Linked DNA regions of Homo sapiens: region 1 is linked to region 2. Evidence: read pairs that join two places in POLR2A ChIA-PET (ENCODE). Cell type or tissue: GM12878. All regions are shown on one strand. Each heading gives the region's core, and the rest is flanking DNA. Links, peaks and the distances in the headings are about the cores only.

Region 1 (7,758 bases), core at 1,285-3,784, 53 kb before region 2:
CTCTTACTCTAAAAGCAAAACATCTGCACCATCACAGACTAGCTATAACCTCTCCTCCTCAGATTCAAATCTCTTCCTTGCCTTTAGAAGAATTAATGGTTCCCTTCTTCATGCTCTCCTCACACTGTATTTAAAACTCACAGCCTTTATCATATTCTGCGTATTAAAGTCACTACCACTCAGTTTAGTAGTAATAAACCTTTACATTTCTATTATAAATCTTACAGTTTACAAAATAGTTTCACATATATCATCACATGTGATCCTGACAACAGCTCTTTAAGGTGAGAATTATCTTTGGGTTTTTTTTTTTGTTTTTTTTTTGTTTTTTTTTTGAGACGGAGTCTCACTCTGTCCCCCAGGCTGGAGTGCAGTGGCGCCATCTCGGCTCATTGCAAGCTCCGCCTCTCAGGTTCAAGCCATTCTCTTGCCTCAGCCTCCCGAATAGCTGGGACTACAAGGGCCCGCCACCACGCCCGGCTAAATTTTTTGTATTTTTAGTAGAGACGGGGTTTCACCGTGTTAGCCAGGATGGTCTGGATCTCCTGACCTCGTGATCTGCCCATCTCGGCCTCCCAAAGTGCTGGGATTACAGGCGTGAGCCACCGCTCCCAGCCAAGAATTATCTTTGTTTTATTATGAGAATATCTAAACCTCAGAGAATTTACGCAAGATAATACATTTAGTAAGCAGCTGCCAAAGTTAGGTCTTCTAACGCTAAAGTTATTTCTCTAATGTAATTTTGAGACAATATTCTTTGCATAACATCTTACAAATTGAGGACATCATACTGGATTTGAATGGAGAAAATAAGCTACATATTCTTGAACTTTATAGTTTCCTTGCCTCTTATGTTTAACTATCCAGTAATTTTTATCACACTTTTTTAACATTTATCTTCAAAACTGCAAGTTCTGTTTTTGTTCCAGAAATATTCTGTGGAATTAACATGTGCATAGAGTCAAACTACTTGAACTTTATTTTAAAATATATTTATAAAGGTCTTTCTGCGCATAATGTATTGGATCACTTGACTCAAGTAATTAAACTATATACTGTTAATATTATGACTGGGAAATTTCCTTTAAATTAAGTAATTTCAATTATTCATTCAATTGTAGGTTTGGGTTTTTGCCCCTGCTACATGGAATAACTAAATCATATAATTTAAAGTAGATTCAAGTTTAGACAGAGTATGTCTTGAGCTGTCATTTAATGGAAACGGCTCAGAGAAGTTGCTACATCTAACTAGTGTCAGAAACTTTCCTAGGTTAGCTGACATTTATGAGGCAGGAAGAAACTCAAGTCACTACGTAGCCAACTTTCTGTTTTTCCCACCATAATGAATGTCATGTGCTCATAATAGTAACCCTTTCTAAAACATTAAAAAATATTTACAGTAAAAAAAAAATTTAAAAGTTAAAAAAAATAGGACTTTGGAGAGGCATTTCTCCATGGCATTTCTATAGATCTTGTGTTAGGCTGTTTTTTCAAGGTTGTTCCCATAGCAAAGAGCTTCTTGGAAGCTAGAAATGGTCTCTCCTTACAGGTCAGAGGACAGATTTATTTGCTGACCAGGATATCAAAGATGAGATGTTTCCATCTCCTTCCTGGAGACAATCCGGCATAATCAAGATATTGTCTTTTCCAGAGGAGAGGTGGAGAGGTTTGCCAGAAATCCCTGTATAAAATTAGGATATCCTCATCTGAGAGTTCCTCAATTGTGACAGAGATTCATGGAGTGATTATTATTTACCTGGGCCCATGTCTGCCTTGTCCTCTCCTTCTTTCTTTTAATATTATTAAATAAATATTTTCTATTATTATGAACTCCATGTACAGATTTTTATTAGCTATAAATATTTCCTCATTTACACAAACTGTAATTTTTTGCCCACACCTATATAATTTTCTGTTTTTCTCTACTACAAATATACATTAATAAACATCATTGTTCTTAATTTTGTCTGTGTATTATATTATTTTTAATAGGATAGCTGTGCAGATGTGAAATTATCTAATAAAATGCTAAAAAGATTATTTGAGATTCTTATTTCATTTTACCAAAATGCTTTCCAAAATGTTCAAACCATGTTGTATTCTCACTAGCCATGTCACAATGTGTTTTCATAACTATAATCTTTCACCTCTTCTCCACCACTCATGGTTTTAGCTATTCTGGATTATTCACACTTCCTCAAATTTCTATAGACCTTTTCAACATGTTCTTTCCTTGACTTTAAATGCTGTTGGCATACACAACGCTTACCCAGCAGAGCTCAGCCTATCACTTTCTCAGAGAGTTCTCTGACTTCGTAAACTACCATACATTATCATTATGATACTGACACTTACCTTTGTGATACTCAACCCACATGTACCTGAAGTTTTATTTCTGGCTTAAATTTAAGCTCCATGACAGCAAGGGTCTCATTTGCCATGTTCATTGCTGACTCCTTGCTGCTAACACAGCTTAGCATGGAGTAAGTAAATATGCACTTGTATGAATGAATGAATCTTTATTGAAAAAGTGAATTTTTTTCAATGTTCATAAAAATCTAGTGAGATAGGCATGGCAATTATCCCTAATTTGACCTGTAATGAATCACAGAAATAGTTTGATCTTCTCAACATCCAAATGAGTTGGTGAGAGAGATATAATTATAAGCCAGGTTTCTTGGCTCCTAGCAGATACTTTTTCCAATATATGTTTCAGATATTTTGAGTATTTCTGTGATTTAAAATGACAGTTTTGTGCAAATTGAGTTCTAGGGAGAATCATAGAGATTCTCTAAATATTTATTGTCTCTATGTCTATAGAGATACCTAATAATACCCCTGAATCAATAGTTTTTCTATTAATGGATTCAATTTAACAAAATCAGAAATTATAATCACAGAGGGAACAGTTTGTTTTTTCAGCCTTCTAGGGAACCATGTTAAACTTAGTTCAGCAAATTAGATGATAGTTTCATTTTGACTTTCAGACATGTCATGTGAATCACACGCAGATGGGTTTTTCTTAATTAACTCTTGCAATTATGCAACAGATTTTTTGCCTACAGCTTTTCAATTTTCTAAAGAAAAACCAAGAAAGACAGTCCAGCACGGGACACTAATCTTTATTTATTCCTCCTCATTCCAGGTTCTAAGCAACTAGAAAGTTCAACTTGTGGTAATGTTTCTGTACCCTTTTATGAGAGAAAAATGATAAGCTGACATTTAAAATGTTTAAAAAGCATCTCAGTATATGACACATTGTGGTATAACGGTATAATGAAAACTATCAGGTTTAACATGCTGCTCAGTCTGTAGCACAGAACCACATGCTCATAGTAATGTGCATCAGGAGTGGCCACACTGCAGTTTCAGGGGGCCCTAAGTTCTCTAGAAAGTTGGGGGCTGTTGACTCTAGATTTCTGATCAGTGTCCCAATAAGCTGGGAATATTTGCCAGGAGCCCAACAAATGGGACACCAATTTGACATATGGTCCTGAAGATAGAAGCCAAAGTTCGCTATGACTTAGGGATGGCTGAAGTAAAAATTCATTCATCAAATATTAGACTCAAAACTTCCTTGCTTTCATCATATCATTCTTTCTTACTTGGTCCTTTTTCTGCATATCTTAATTTCTCTTTTATGAACCCCTTTTCTTAAACATTTTTGTTAAATTTTATTTTAAACTATCTTCAGCCCTTTCTTTCCCCTTTTTCCCCTGCATGACATAGCCTTTCTTTGGGTGATCTCTATGCTTGTAACGTCAGCTCTCCTTTATTTAGTGATGACTAATAAAAACTGTGTTAGCCAGCGCCTGAGGTAACCTGAACACCTTGTAAGTATTCTCATTGTCTGCCTATTCCTTGAAGAGAGTAGATGCTCAATAAATATTTATTGCAAGATTGAATGACCATTCCCGAGTCCTACATCAATATTCCCAGCCTTTTACTAGACAACTCCATTATTATATCCCACAGGTGCTTCAAAGACATATCCCCATTTGAATGAACTTTTTTCCAAAAATATCTACTCTCCTGTCATTTCCTCTTGCTTAGTAGCTGCAACACTTACCAGTAGGTACTCCATGTTGAATAGATATTTATTGAATAAATACAGTTTTTAAGATTTAAAAAGTATTATATTTATTATATTATATATGGATGACCATTTATTCAGTATAACCAGAATATCTTTTTAGTCTGTATACAAGTAAGGCAGTGTGGTACACTGGGAAGAAATAAGTATCTAACTTTTCATAAACTGAAAATCAACCAAGCTTTCTAGTTTAGCTACTTATTAACTGCATGTTTATTGAGATGCTTAATGTCTTTGTTTGTAACACTTTTTCATTTCCAAAATGAAGTAAATAATGCCTGCCTTATAGTGCACCTGTAAGGATTAGACAGTGTGAATATGTACAAATTGTCTATAGATAATAGACACTTAATAAACAGTAACTGTTATTATAAAAATGAGGTTGGGCATGGTGGCTCACACCTGTAATCACAGCACTTTGGGAGGCTGAGGCAGGGGGATCACAAGGTCAGGAGTTCAAGACCAGCCTGACCAACGTGGTGAAACATCTCTACTAAAAATACAAAAATTAGCTGGGCATTGTGGCGTGTGCCTGTAATCCCAGCTACTCAGGAGGCTGAGGCAGAAGAATCACTTGAATCTGGGAGGTGGAAGTTGCAGTGAGCCGAGATCGTGCCACCGCACTCCAGCCTGGGTGATAGAGCGAGACTCCATCTCAAAAAAACAAACAAACAAAAAAATGAATTATACCCATACCTGCAGCCTCTCTCCAAGCACTTACCTTTAACTTAATTTCTTTGTTCCTTCTAGTTTATTAATAATACTGTTGTCAGTAATTTGTACCCTACATCAGTGAGAAGGCCTATTAACATTATAGAAGTCAAAAAAGGAAAAAAAATTACAAATTAAAAACATAAGGCACCTAATAACAGTATGAATTTGCATTCCTAGAATTCTCTCCTTGTAAATTCAATCTTAACTAGATGCTAGAATGAGATAAAACCCAGCACTGGCAAGCTGACAAGTGTTTGAGAGAACATTTGTGGCTGAAGGCTTAGGCAGAATTTCCAGAGGAGAGGGCTATAGTGCAACACTTATGAATAGGCAAAAAGCATAAGTTACAAACAAGATATAATGTACATACATGGATGTGTACCAAATAGCATAGCAACTAAATCTATTAAGAACAAATAATTAAAATAACTGAAAAATTAGAGTGAATTTACATTGAAAGATTTCAATTACTCTTTCAGAATTGAAAGTTGTAATAGACAAAAGAAAAAAAAGCAAGTTCATAAAGAGATTTAATACAATCACAGTGAGTGTATATCACAGGCCTGTTGAGCAGTAAAATATAATTTTTTATATGTTCATTTCATAAAATTCGCCACAAAGAAAGCATTAATAAAATCTTAAATATTGGCATTTTATAGGCCACATTCTCCAAACTAACTACTAAAATAAGAAAATAAATTATAATAAAAATTGAACTTGTTATAATAAGAAACTGACTCCTTAATAACCTATAGAACAAGCTAGAAATCAAACCTAAATTATAAACTTTTTAATACAAAGGAAAAGAAGCACTTTATAACTTGCGGGATGCAAGTTTGTCTTAGAAGAAAACTTAGAGCCTAATATGTCTTTATTATTTAAGGAAAAGATTGAAAATGAGGTACTAAGTACTATGTTAATAAATTAGAATAGAAAAAACAAACTGAGACAAAGTAGGAAGAAAAAATTAGAACTAATAAAAGATGAAATTAATAAATTAAAAATAAACAAAATATCAGGGTAGATGAGATGTTTTTTTAAAAAAATTATATCCAAATTTAGATCCATCAAATGCTTCATTAAACAAAAATATACAATTTTGTAAGTAATAAAAAATCTTGAAACAAAAACTGTGATTCTAAAATTTACAGGGAGGGGAAAAAATGCCAGAGAAAAGCTGAGAAATATATAAAAAAGAATAGTGACAGAACTTGCTTTAAAGCTAATTACTGAAACAAAACAGCAAAATACTCCAGAATTTGTTATTGAAATTTAGAGGGAAAATAATATTTGTTTATTTATTTTTTGTTATTTATTTATTTATTTAGAGACGGAGTCTTGCCCTGTCCCCCACCCAGGCTGGAGTACAGTGGTGCAATCTCGGCCCACTGCAAGCTCCGCTTCCTGGGTTCACGCCATCCTCCTGCCTCAGCCTCCTGAGTAGCTGGGACTACAGGCGCCCGCCACCACGCCTGGCTAATTTTTTGTATTTTTAGTAGAGACGGGGTTTCACCATGTTAGCCAGGATGGTCTCGATCTGCTGACCTCGTGATCCTCACACCTCAGCCTCCCAAAGTGCTGGGATTACAGGCATGAGCCACCGTGCTCAGCTGGAAAATAATATTTATTTATTAAATGGTTCTGGTACCACTGACTAGATGAAAAGACAACTTAACTTATATATCACACCATATAGAAAACTAGGTTTTAGGTGTTTCAGAGAGACAATATTAAAATTAAAAAACAATTATTTGAAATATTTCAACAATTCGAAATATTTAAATTAAAAAAATGTTTAAAGCAACTCAGAAGAGAATGGAAGTGTTTGAGGAAAGGGCCAGGTGGGACGTGAAAGGACTGACATTCCTGGTGGAAATGTGATTAGCTAAGTCTGTTCTGGACATTTAATCTAGCAATGTCCATTGATCTAGCAATTAGTTCCCATCACATTCCTATAGAAACAAAAGTATCTGTAGGAAGGATATATGTTCAAAAATTTTAATTGCAACATTGTTTGCATTGGCAAAAAAATGATAATGCTGAAATACCTGGAAATAATCCAAATGTCCATTGATAAGAAAACCGTTAAATAGATGTGTTACAGACCTTAAATCCCATTCAGCTATTTTCTATAAATGAATTCAATTTCTTGATGTCAAGAGATATCTCTAATGTATTTTTAAGAATGGAAGAATTTTAAGAATGAAATCAGGTTAAGGAGAATTAATGAAAGAAAGAAAATTTGGTTGAGGAGAAATGTATATAGTATGTTCCCTTTTCATGAAAATAAAAAGCCACAAAAATCCATACATAGATGCATCAAAATAATAATAATAGCGCCTTTACAGTGCTTATTCTATGACACTATTGTTCTAAGCACTTCACATAATAATTTATTTAAAACTTCATTATAACCCTATGAGATAAGTACTCTTATTATCTTGGTTTTACAGATGGGGAAACCAAGTCACAGAAGATAAGTAAGTTTCCTAAAGTCACACAGGTAGGGTCAGTGCCAAGATTCAAACCATGCATTCTGGTTCCAGAATCTGTGCCCTTAAGTAATATGTCCCCTACTTCTCACGCATATTTGTAAATGGCTAGGTGAGTTTAATAAAAGAGGGAAGGATACACACCAGGGAGTGAACATACGTTACCTTGCTTGTCAGGGTGTGTATGGCAAGAAAAAGGGGGGAAAGGAAAGTTAAGGAAAAGAACAATGACAATTACAGCACAATGGCAAAATGCACTTGGTGTAATGTTAAGTAAAATTTAGAGAATTTTATGTCTCCATCATACAATATAAATATAAATAAAATTAAGTAGAAGAAACAAAGACAAGAAAGGAGTAGGCACCAATGAAAATGAGGTCTTTTATTCTTCAGAGTTCTGTTACCTTAGTCTTTAGTATCTGCAGCAAAGTTATTTATTCACATTCTTCCTATTTTTAT
Region 2 (9,194 bases), core at 6,695-9,194:
TTAATCAGTCCCTTATCTTAGAATATTTATTTCGGTTATTTACAATCTATTAGTAGTTTAAAAGTACTTCATGGAAAATCCTTATACATGCATCTTAGTTAACTTGAACTTTTATTTTTAGAGAAGACATGCCAGGCTGTTCTAGGCTATTGATACATATTGCCAATTACCTTCCTGAAAGATTGTACCACTTTCCACTTAGGCACAGAGTGTGAATGCCTGTTTTAATTACTCTATTTACATCAGTAAAGACTATATCTGAAATTATCTCATTTTTGGGGACAGGTATTCTAATAGGCTCTACAAGTATGATCACAACTTTGTGAAAGCTATCAATGCCATTCAGAAGTCTTGGACTGCAACTACATACATGGAATATGAGACTCTTACCCTGGGAGATATGATTAGGAGAAGTGGTGGCCACAGTCGAAAAATCCCAAGGTAATCAAGCACACATTTTATCATTAATAAAAATATGAATGCTGAATACCATCCTCCCTCCTAAGCAGTCCTACCAGTGTTGCTCGCCATTTTATTGGTCATCCCAGTTGTAACTTTTTATGTGATCTGTTAACGATCTTTATCTCCTATTGATACATATTCTGTCACTCTCCAAGTCCTATTTATGAGTTTTTCTTTCACATGTCTGTTGTTTCCATTGCCCCCTTTCCATTTTCTACACTCTGGCATGCAGCTTTGTCCTGTTTCCCCCATGCTATGGATTAGCCTCCTGCCGGTAACCACCTGAGGGGTTCTTCCTGCCTGCTGCATAAAGAAAAACCATGGCAATATAGTAGAGAAAGAGCTTAAGAGACACTAGGCTGGCCATGCCACGTGGGGGATGGAGTTCATATTCAAATTATCTTGTCCAAAGCTCATAGGTAGGGGTTTTTCAAAGGCAGCTTGGGGGAAGGGGTGGGGGTGGCCAGGTAACAGATGCTTGCTGCTGATTGGTTGGGGTGGGTGAAATCACAGGGAGTTGAAGCTGTCCTCCTGTGGGCTGAATTGCTTCTAGGTGGGGCCATAGGAGTGGGGTTGCTGGGTCCAGGTAGAACCACGGGTGTCAGACATGCAAAAATAAAATAAAATAAAATAAGATAAGGTAAGATAAAATAAAATAAAATAAAATAATAAATAAAATAAATATAAAATTTCCCTGAAAAGATATTTCAAAAAGCCAGTCTTAGATTCTACAATAATGATGTTATTTGCTGGAGTAATTGATGGAGTTGCATGTCTTATAACCTCTGGAATAACGGCTGACAATCTCTCAAGTCTGCGCCTTAGCTGGACTCAGGTTCCTCTTCTCCCCACAGCCTGACTGCCTCCATTAGCTTCACAAAAGTGGTTGGGTTTCAGGGCAAGGCCCATTGTCATTTAAACTGTAGCCGAAATGACTTCCAAAGTTAGCTTGGCCCAATAGCCCAGGAATATTTAAGTGGAAGGCAAGATGGGGGATGGGTTAGCTTAGCTCTCTTTCACTCTCATAGTTTTCTCACTGGTATAATTTTTGCAAAGGCGGTTTCATGCCTGCCATCTCTTTCGTCGCTACCTCTCCCAGTTCCCATTCTTAGCTGTTTTATGAAATGCTTCTAGTTTCATCCTCTTATACCAAGTTCTGGGAGACTGATTTGAGTAATAATAAAACTCCAGTTTCCCATACAGCCGGCTCTGCGTGAATTAAACTCATTTTCTATTGCAATTTCCCTGTCTTGATAATCAGTTCTGTGTAGGCCGTGAGGAAGGAGAACCCGTTGGGTGATTACGAGACTGTGTTACTGCCCACTACCTAATGGATACATTTAGCCTGGTATCCAAACCCATCTAATTATGACCATAACTATATTTATCACCTTGCTCTGCTTTCAAACGATATGACACACAATGAATGAAAACTTTCATTTTTCATCTTCATTTGTGCTGTTCCCTTTGCCTCAAATAGCCCTCAACTTGCCTACAGTAACTGTAAAATTTGCCACCTAAAAAAAAATCTCAAAATCCTCTCTATGCTTTGATGTCCAGCAAAAAAAAAAAAAAAAAAAAAAAAGTTATCAGTATAGCTCTATTACTCTCAACCAGAGGTGGCATTTTTCATCTTTACCCATAAGCCCCATGGTATATTTCTTAGTTTGGGAAATTATATCATAATACTTTGAATCTGTCTAGTCAGAAATTTAGATAATTTAAAAAAAAATTATTTTTCTGAAAGTATAGCTGGATCTAGCTTAGGATCTACATCTATCTAATATAGTTCCTTAACATTTGTTAAATGGCCACGGATAAGTCCTGTAATGCCATACTTTGCTTTAGGATCATGTGACTAAGGGGTAAGGAATTGGAAAGCAATGGGGAGCTAGCAGAATTTGAAAAATTATATAGGTAGGTTATTTTTCCTTAATACATTGAAATAGCCTCAAATTCTCAGAGAATACAATGTTTAATCCTCTAATATCTGTAGAGTTCATGGCTCAAATTTGTATTATTTGAATAAACTACTAATAGATTAATAATTACTCAACTAAAACACTTTGAAATGTGAGAGTTCCCTTATCTCCCTCGCAGGCATATGACAGAGGTGTGGCTTCTCACACCTTTGGTTGCCCTTGCCCTACCACCCAAACCCCTAGGGGGAGCATGCAGAGGGGCAGGTGCAGAGGCCATGGGGGGTGCTTTTGGGCTCTGGCCCCACAGCAGTGTCTAGGAGTGGATGTTGGAGACTCCTGAAGCCCAAGTGGGCATGTGTTACAGTGTGCTCTTTCAGCTTAGCCGTCTGCAGATGGCTTGTGTTAATCAGGTCATTAGACCCCATGCCTTATTGCAAGGGCAGGGGTCCAATGTGACAGCCTAAGTTCTTGCTCAGTGTACCAGAAGAATTGGATCACACGTGGGCTGGAAGGATGAGCACAAGGTTTTATTGAGTGGTGGAGGTGGCTCTCCGCGAGACGACTCTCAGCCAGAGAAGGAGGATGGAGGGGAAAGGTGTTCTTCCCCTGGAGTCCACTTGTTCCTGTTCTCCTCTGGGTTCAAATACCTCTTCCCTCCTTTTCTGCTGTGCTGTCCCACCACTCTCCACAGCTCTGTGCCGCTCTGTTCCTCTGCTCCTCTGGATGTTCAGCTCCTTGTATCTGTGCCTGCTAAGATTTTGGGTTTATATGGGGGAAGGATGGGGGGCATGGCGGGCCAAAAGGCACCTTTTTTGGTGTGAAAACAGAAATGCCTGTCTTCTCTTAGGGCCTTAGGTCTTCAGGCTTGAGGGTGGGGCCTTTGCTGAGGGACCACCCTCTTCTACCCAGTATTTCCCTGTCTCCTGTCCATATCAACATTACTAACTTTTTCATCTGCAGACTAATAATGCTAAGGTGTGGCATTTTTCAACTGTGAGACTATGTGAAGGTTTTTCCTGTCCAACTGATGGCATCCTCCCATAATTCTACCCCTTTCTTAAAAGAATCTTTTGCAGTATTTCTCCAAGTTTATTCTAGAGAATTTCTTGTCTGTGAAATGCTCTAGTTAATCAAAATTGGAAAACGGAGCATATCATATCCCCTTCTCAAATTCACCAAAGTGAAGTCCTAATGTGTCTTAATGTATCTGCATGAGACAGGAAGCTGAGATCTATTCAACAACAAAAATCCAAACAAGCATCAAGAGGAGGAGTGTTAGCACTTGAGCCTAGGGAGACTGTGGCTCCTGCCTGAAAGATGGGAGCCTCAGTCACAGCTGCTTTACCAAGTGTCATATGCTATGTTTCTGAGGACTCCTGCTAAAGCTCCCTTCTCCCTCCAGCCAACCACTTTTGTTTTAGACAAGGGCTGGGTTTATGAAGGACTGTTTTCATGACTAAAGCTTTATAGAAGGTTTAAGATAAGGAGATGGAATTGAGTGAAGTAGGAAATATGAAAGCAGATATTATAATCTGGCTTCCTGATTTTTCACTAGCATTTTTGTTTATAAATTAGTTCTGTTCTAAGAATCCAATGACGTAATAGAAACTCTCAAAGATTCTTAACTTGAGATATAGGGAGTCTTTGAAACTGCTGAAATTACAGACAGCATTTATTGTTTATGAGCATTTCTGAATCTAGAGCTTTCACTAGATTTGTAAAGAATGTGGGCCAAAAGATTAAGAGCCAATCCTGTATCTTGTACTCAAAATGTTTGTAATTCTCACCTTTTTATCCCCCAGACTCCTCTTGCTCTCTCTTCATTTTCACAGTGTTACTGGAAAGGGGTCCTGATCCAGACCCCAAGAGAGGGCTCTTGGATCTTGTGCAAGAAAGAATTTAGGGCGAGTCCTCAATGCAAAGTGAAAGCAAGTTTATTAAGAAAGTAAAGGAATAAAAGAATGGCTACTCCATAGACAGAGCAGCCCTGAGGGCAGCTGGTTGTCCATTTTTATGGTTATTTCTTGATTGTATGCTAAACAAGGGATGGATTATTCATGCCTCCCCTTTTTAGACCATAGAGGGTAACTTCCTGACATTGTCATGGCATTCTTTTTTTTTTTTGACAGAGTCTCACTGTGTTGTCCAGGCTGGAGTGCGGTAAAGCAATCTTGGCTCACTGCAACCTCTGCCTCCTGGGTTTAAATGATTCTCCTGCCTCAGCCTCCCAAGTAGCTGGGATTACAGGCATGACCCACCATGCCCAGCCAATTTTTGTATTTTTAGTTGAAACAGGGTTTTGCCATGTTGGCCAGGCTGGTCTTGAACTCCTGACTTCAGGTGATCTGCCTACCTTGGCCTCCCAAAGTGCTGCAATTACAGATGTGAGCCACCAAACCTGGCCTGTCATGGCATTCTTAAACTGTCATGGTGCTGGTGGGAGTGTAGCAGTGAGGAAGACCAGAGGTCACTCTCATCGCCATCTTGGTTTTGGTGGGTTTTAGCTGGCTTCTTTACTGCAGCCTGTCTGTTCTATCAGCAAGGTCTTTATGACCTGAATCTTGTGCTGACCTCCTATCTCATTCTATGACTTAGAATGCCTTAACTGTCTGGGAATGCAGCCCAGTAGGTCTCAGCCTCATCTTACCCAGCTCCTATTCAAGATGGAGTTGCTCTGGGTCAAACACCTTTGACAACATCATTAAGCCTCAGTTCTCACACTGTTTTTGTTTTGTTTGTGTGTGCAATGATGGGCAAATCTCTGCCTTATAGGATGGTAGAAAAAAGGAACTTAATATTGTAATGACTGTTTTGTGCCAGATAATTGCTTTAAACTGTATCAGCATCTTATTTAGTCCTGTTAATGATATGAATGTTATCTTCATAACAGCTGCCATTTTATTAAGGACTTATCAGAGAAAAACACTGTTCTAAGCACTTGTTACCCATTATTACATTGAATTTTCATAACAACCCTTTGAGGTAAGCATGATTATACCCACTTTAATAGAAGTGAACTGTAGTTTTGTAATGTTAGGTTCCTTGCCAAATGTTACACAGATAGTAAGTGATAAAATCATATGCCCTGAAATTACATTATGCTGCCAAACTTAAATTTCTTTTTTATCCTTTATATTAGTATATTCTTAGGTTTAAACAAGACAACTAGTTAACACATACTAGATTTTGTCCACAGTTCCTGGCTCATAACTCCCATAGCCCTTGTCACTATCTTTTAACGTTGGGGCACATTAGGCCTCAGAAGTAGGCCTCAGAAAACAGAGTCTCTCTCTCTCTCTCTCTCTGATCTTCTTCCGCCCTCCTCTCACCTGCCCAGGGCAGCACTCTAATCTTCTCCTGCCTTTCTGATCTTGGGTCATAAGACCTTCATTTCCAAAGATGTCCTGTGTCATACCCTAAAGGAAGGAACACTGAACAGAGAGAGGCTCAGAAGAATCTGGACAGGCCTTGCTGTGTTTACATCATTCCCTTTATGTCCAGTCACATCTCTACATGGTTGTCAGTTGTGCCTATTTGATGAAGTCCCCATATAAGGCTCACAAGGACAGGGTGCAGAGAGCTTCCAGATAGCTGAACAAGTGGAAGTTCCTGGAGGGTGGCGTGTTCAGGGAGGGCATGGAAGCTGTGTGCCCCTTCCCCCATACCTTGCCCTACTCATTTCTTCATCTGTTTCATTTGTAGTATCTTTTATAATAAACCACTAAACATTAGTTAGTATTTCTCTGAGTTCTGTGAGTCACTCTAGCAAATTAATTGAACCCAAGGAGGGTGTCATAGGATCCCCACATTATAGCTGGTTGGCCAGAAGCACAGGTAAACAACCTAGGGCTTTCAATTGGCATGAGAAGTAGGGGGCAGTTTTGTGGGACGGAGCCCTCAGCCTGTGAGATCTGATGCCATCTCTAAGTACACAGTGTCAAAACTGGATTGGAGGACACCCAGCTAGTATTCACTGTGAAATTGGTTGCTTGCTTGATTTGTGGGGAAAAACCCACATGCATTTGATCACAGAAGTCTTTTGTGTTGACAGTTGATAGTGTTCAGTGAGAGAATTAAAAAAAAATTGAGTTTCTTCTTCAACATACTCTCTCAATGTGAAACCACAGAAACTATTTCCATTCAAAGATGGAAATGGTTTGTTTGCATCTTAGTTTTTATTTATACATCTTAGAAGAAATGTCCAAGCTTTGTTTTTTCTCTCACCCTATATATAAAATTACCTATGAGGCACAGATTTTTATGATCCTTGATTATATAGACTTTGTCCAAATTGTGTGTTTTATAGCATTACTGTAACTTGTTATAGTAATCTTTGTGTATATTATGTCTCTTAACATTGTCTTCCATATTGTTAATGACCATCTCATATTTATCTCTGTATCATGTATATCTTCAACCAATGTGACTGGCTTAGGAGAAAAAATTAGTGAACAATTAACTAGTGTTTGTGTAATCTATACAATTGTCAAGGTTACAATTGCTATTTTTGAAGAAATCGTTGTTGTTTTTCTCTTTGTTTCATCTCAGTTCCATTTTGTCATGTATTCTTTTTTTTTTTTTTTTTTTTTTTTTTGAGGCGGAGTCTTGCTCTGTCACCCGGGCTGGAGTGCAGTGGTGCAATCTCGGCTCACTGCAAGCTCCACCTCCTGGGTTCATGCCATTCTCCTGCCTCAGCCTCCCGAGTAGCTGGGACTACAGGCACCCGCCACCACGCCCAGCTAATTTTTTTTTGTATTTTTAGTAGGGACGGGGTTTCACTGTGTTAGCCAGGATGGTCTCAATCTCCTGACCTCGTGATCCGCCCGCCTCGGCCTCCCAATGCTGGGATTACAGGCGTGAGCCACCGCGCCTGGCCCCTTGTCATGTATTCTTAACCTGTGTTATATCTAAGAGAAGCTGTGAGAGACGGGACCATTTGTGGATAGGTGCAGAGGGCATGAAGTAGCCCAGAAAGAATCTTTGCCATTGACTAAATTTTAGCCTAGTAAAAAACATCTGGTAACCACTGAAAAACTAGAACAGTGTGATATGACAATGCCCAGTTGAATAAGAAATTCAAATAGTTTATAGTAACAAAAAATAATTTTTACCACATTGTGACTAGTGCCCTAAAAACAAATTTGAAGGAGCAGAGAGAGAGAGGAAGTGAGTTTTCGCTGGGGGCTGGTGAGTGGAGGCTACTTTATGAGCAGTTTTGAAAATTACAAGTTAGGGAAAAACTCTTAGGGGAGTTTTAAGTGGTGAGCAACAGGCACTTGAGGTTACAGGAGCAGCAGCATAAAGATATAGAACAGAGAGGCCATTTGGCAGTCTTGGGGAAACTCCAAGAAGTCGAATGTGTCTAAAGCTGTGGTTCTCTCTCTGTGTGTGTGTGTGTGTGTGTGTGTGCGCGCGTGTGTTTGTGTGTGTGTGCATGTGTATGTATGTGTGAAATCGCTAATACAGAGAAGCTGTTAGAACAATTTTCTCACTTCCCAAAAATGTCCGTTCATTCATGGGCCTAGGCAACTCTCCTTTGTGTGTCTTACAGCCCAACACTGTCATATAAGGTGTGGTTCTATAATGAAACAGTTTTATCTGTTGTTTACGGAGCTAGTCAGCCTGTGTTATGCTTGTTACTGGTTGAGGGTGTCCAGGTTCTTGGCTTCTTGAACAAAGAATTGGACAAAACTCACAAATGAGGCAAGGAAAGAATGAAGCAACAAAAGCGGAGATTTATTGAAAATGAAAGCACACTCCACAGGATGGGAGTGGGCCTAAGTAAATGATTCAAGGCCCTGGTTACAGAATTTTCTGGGGTTTCAATACCGTCTAGAGGTTTCCCATTGGTTACCTGGTGTATGCCTTATGTAAATGAAGAGGGTGGAGTTAAGTTACAAAGTCATTTACTCAGTATAGGCCTTGTGTTAATGGAGAGGGTGTTACTCCTGGGGGTTGTGGCCCATGTAAACGGAGAGGATGAAGTGAAGTGACAAAGCCCTTCGCATTCCTGCCATTGCTGAAGTGTTTCCACTTTATTTAGTTCTAGGAAGTCAGTGTGAATTGGCCTTATGTTCCCTGCCTCCAGAACCTGTTCTCCTGCCTCACATAGACCCTTTTTTCCCTTTGCCAACTTCACTTCTTTTACAGCCACCTCACTACCAATGTGTCTGTCTCCTAAGTCAAACATCAGTGATTCCTCTGTTTTCTCTAAACCCTTCTTATGTCTTCTACTTCTCATCTCTTTCTTGGTCAAAAATCTTTCAAAAATGAGTAAGAATGCAGCTATTCAGGCAAACTAAAAATAACATCACAGTGATATACAAAACCAGTGTCATTTCACAAAGGAAAATTATCAATACTAGATCCTGAAAAAGAAACAGCGAATGAAAGCCATTTACACAACTCCATTGTGTAATTGACACATTGAATCACTCATAAAACAGGTGCTCTGGGTCTGAATCTAGATCCTAGCTAGTCTGGTAGCTGAAATCATAGAATTATAGTAGAGTTTAGGAAATCATCCTCAAAGGAAAGATTATATGTTGATATCAAATGTATATTTCCTTTCTAGGCCCAAACCTGCACCACTGACTGCTGAAATACAGCAAAAGATTTTGCATTTGCCAACATCTTGGGACTGGAGAAATGTTCATGGTATCAATTTTGTCAGTCCTGTTCGAAACCAAGGTAAAAAAATAAGCCTAAGTTTTTTGTTAATTTGTTTGGAACTATTTATTGAACAGTTGCTCTGTGTGATGGATTTCGGGGATACCTAGATGGAATGGGCATGATCCCCTTTTTACAGAA

The links. ChIA-PET counts read pairs that join two places held together with the same protein. Peaks named below come from ENCODE experiments on the same cell type or tissue, not always from the same donor. Only the 100,000 strongest peaks of a DNase experiment are listed, where the experiment ranks them.
Region 1: POLR2A ChIA-PET joins it to region 2 with 28 read pairs; 7 of 35 experiments call an interaction of 5 or more read pairs at or near these places.

Annotation. Positions count from the first base shown.
Region 1 is chr11:88,349,604-88,357,361 of GRCh38, reverse strand. All of the region lies in intron 1 of LOC101929174 (a long non-coding RNA gene), which reads right to left. Among named protein-coding and RNA genes, the nearest start is that of CTSC, 16 kb to the right of the region's middle. In GM12878, for the core only: no CTCF peak of the experiment used is centred there; DNase peaks (open chromatin) are centred at 2,301 and 3,035; H3K4me3 peaks cover 1,309 bases; H3K27ac peaks cover 2,500 bases.
Region 2 is chr11:88,300,410-88,309,603 of GRCh38, reverse strand. CTSC (cathepsin C) reads left to right here. Exons shown (of 7, transcript NM_001814.6): 4 at 286-441; 5 at 8,959-9,074. Among named protein-coding and RNA genes, the nearest start is that of CTSC, 33 kb to the left of the region's middle. RefSeq lists enhancers at 1,168-2,123, 6,141-6,200. In GM12878, for the core only: no CTCF peak of the experiment used is centred there; a DNase peak (open chromatin) is centred at 7,813; H3K4me3 peaks cover 830 bases; H3K27ac peaks cover 2,325 bases.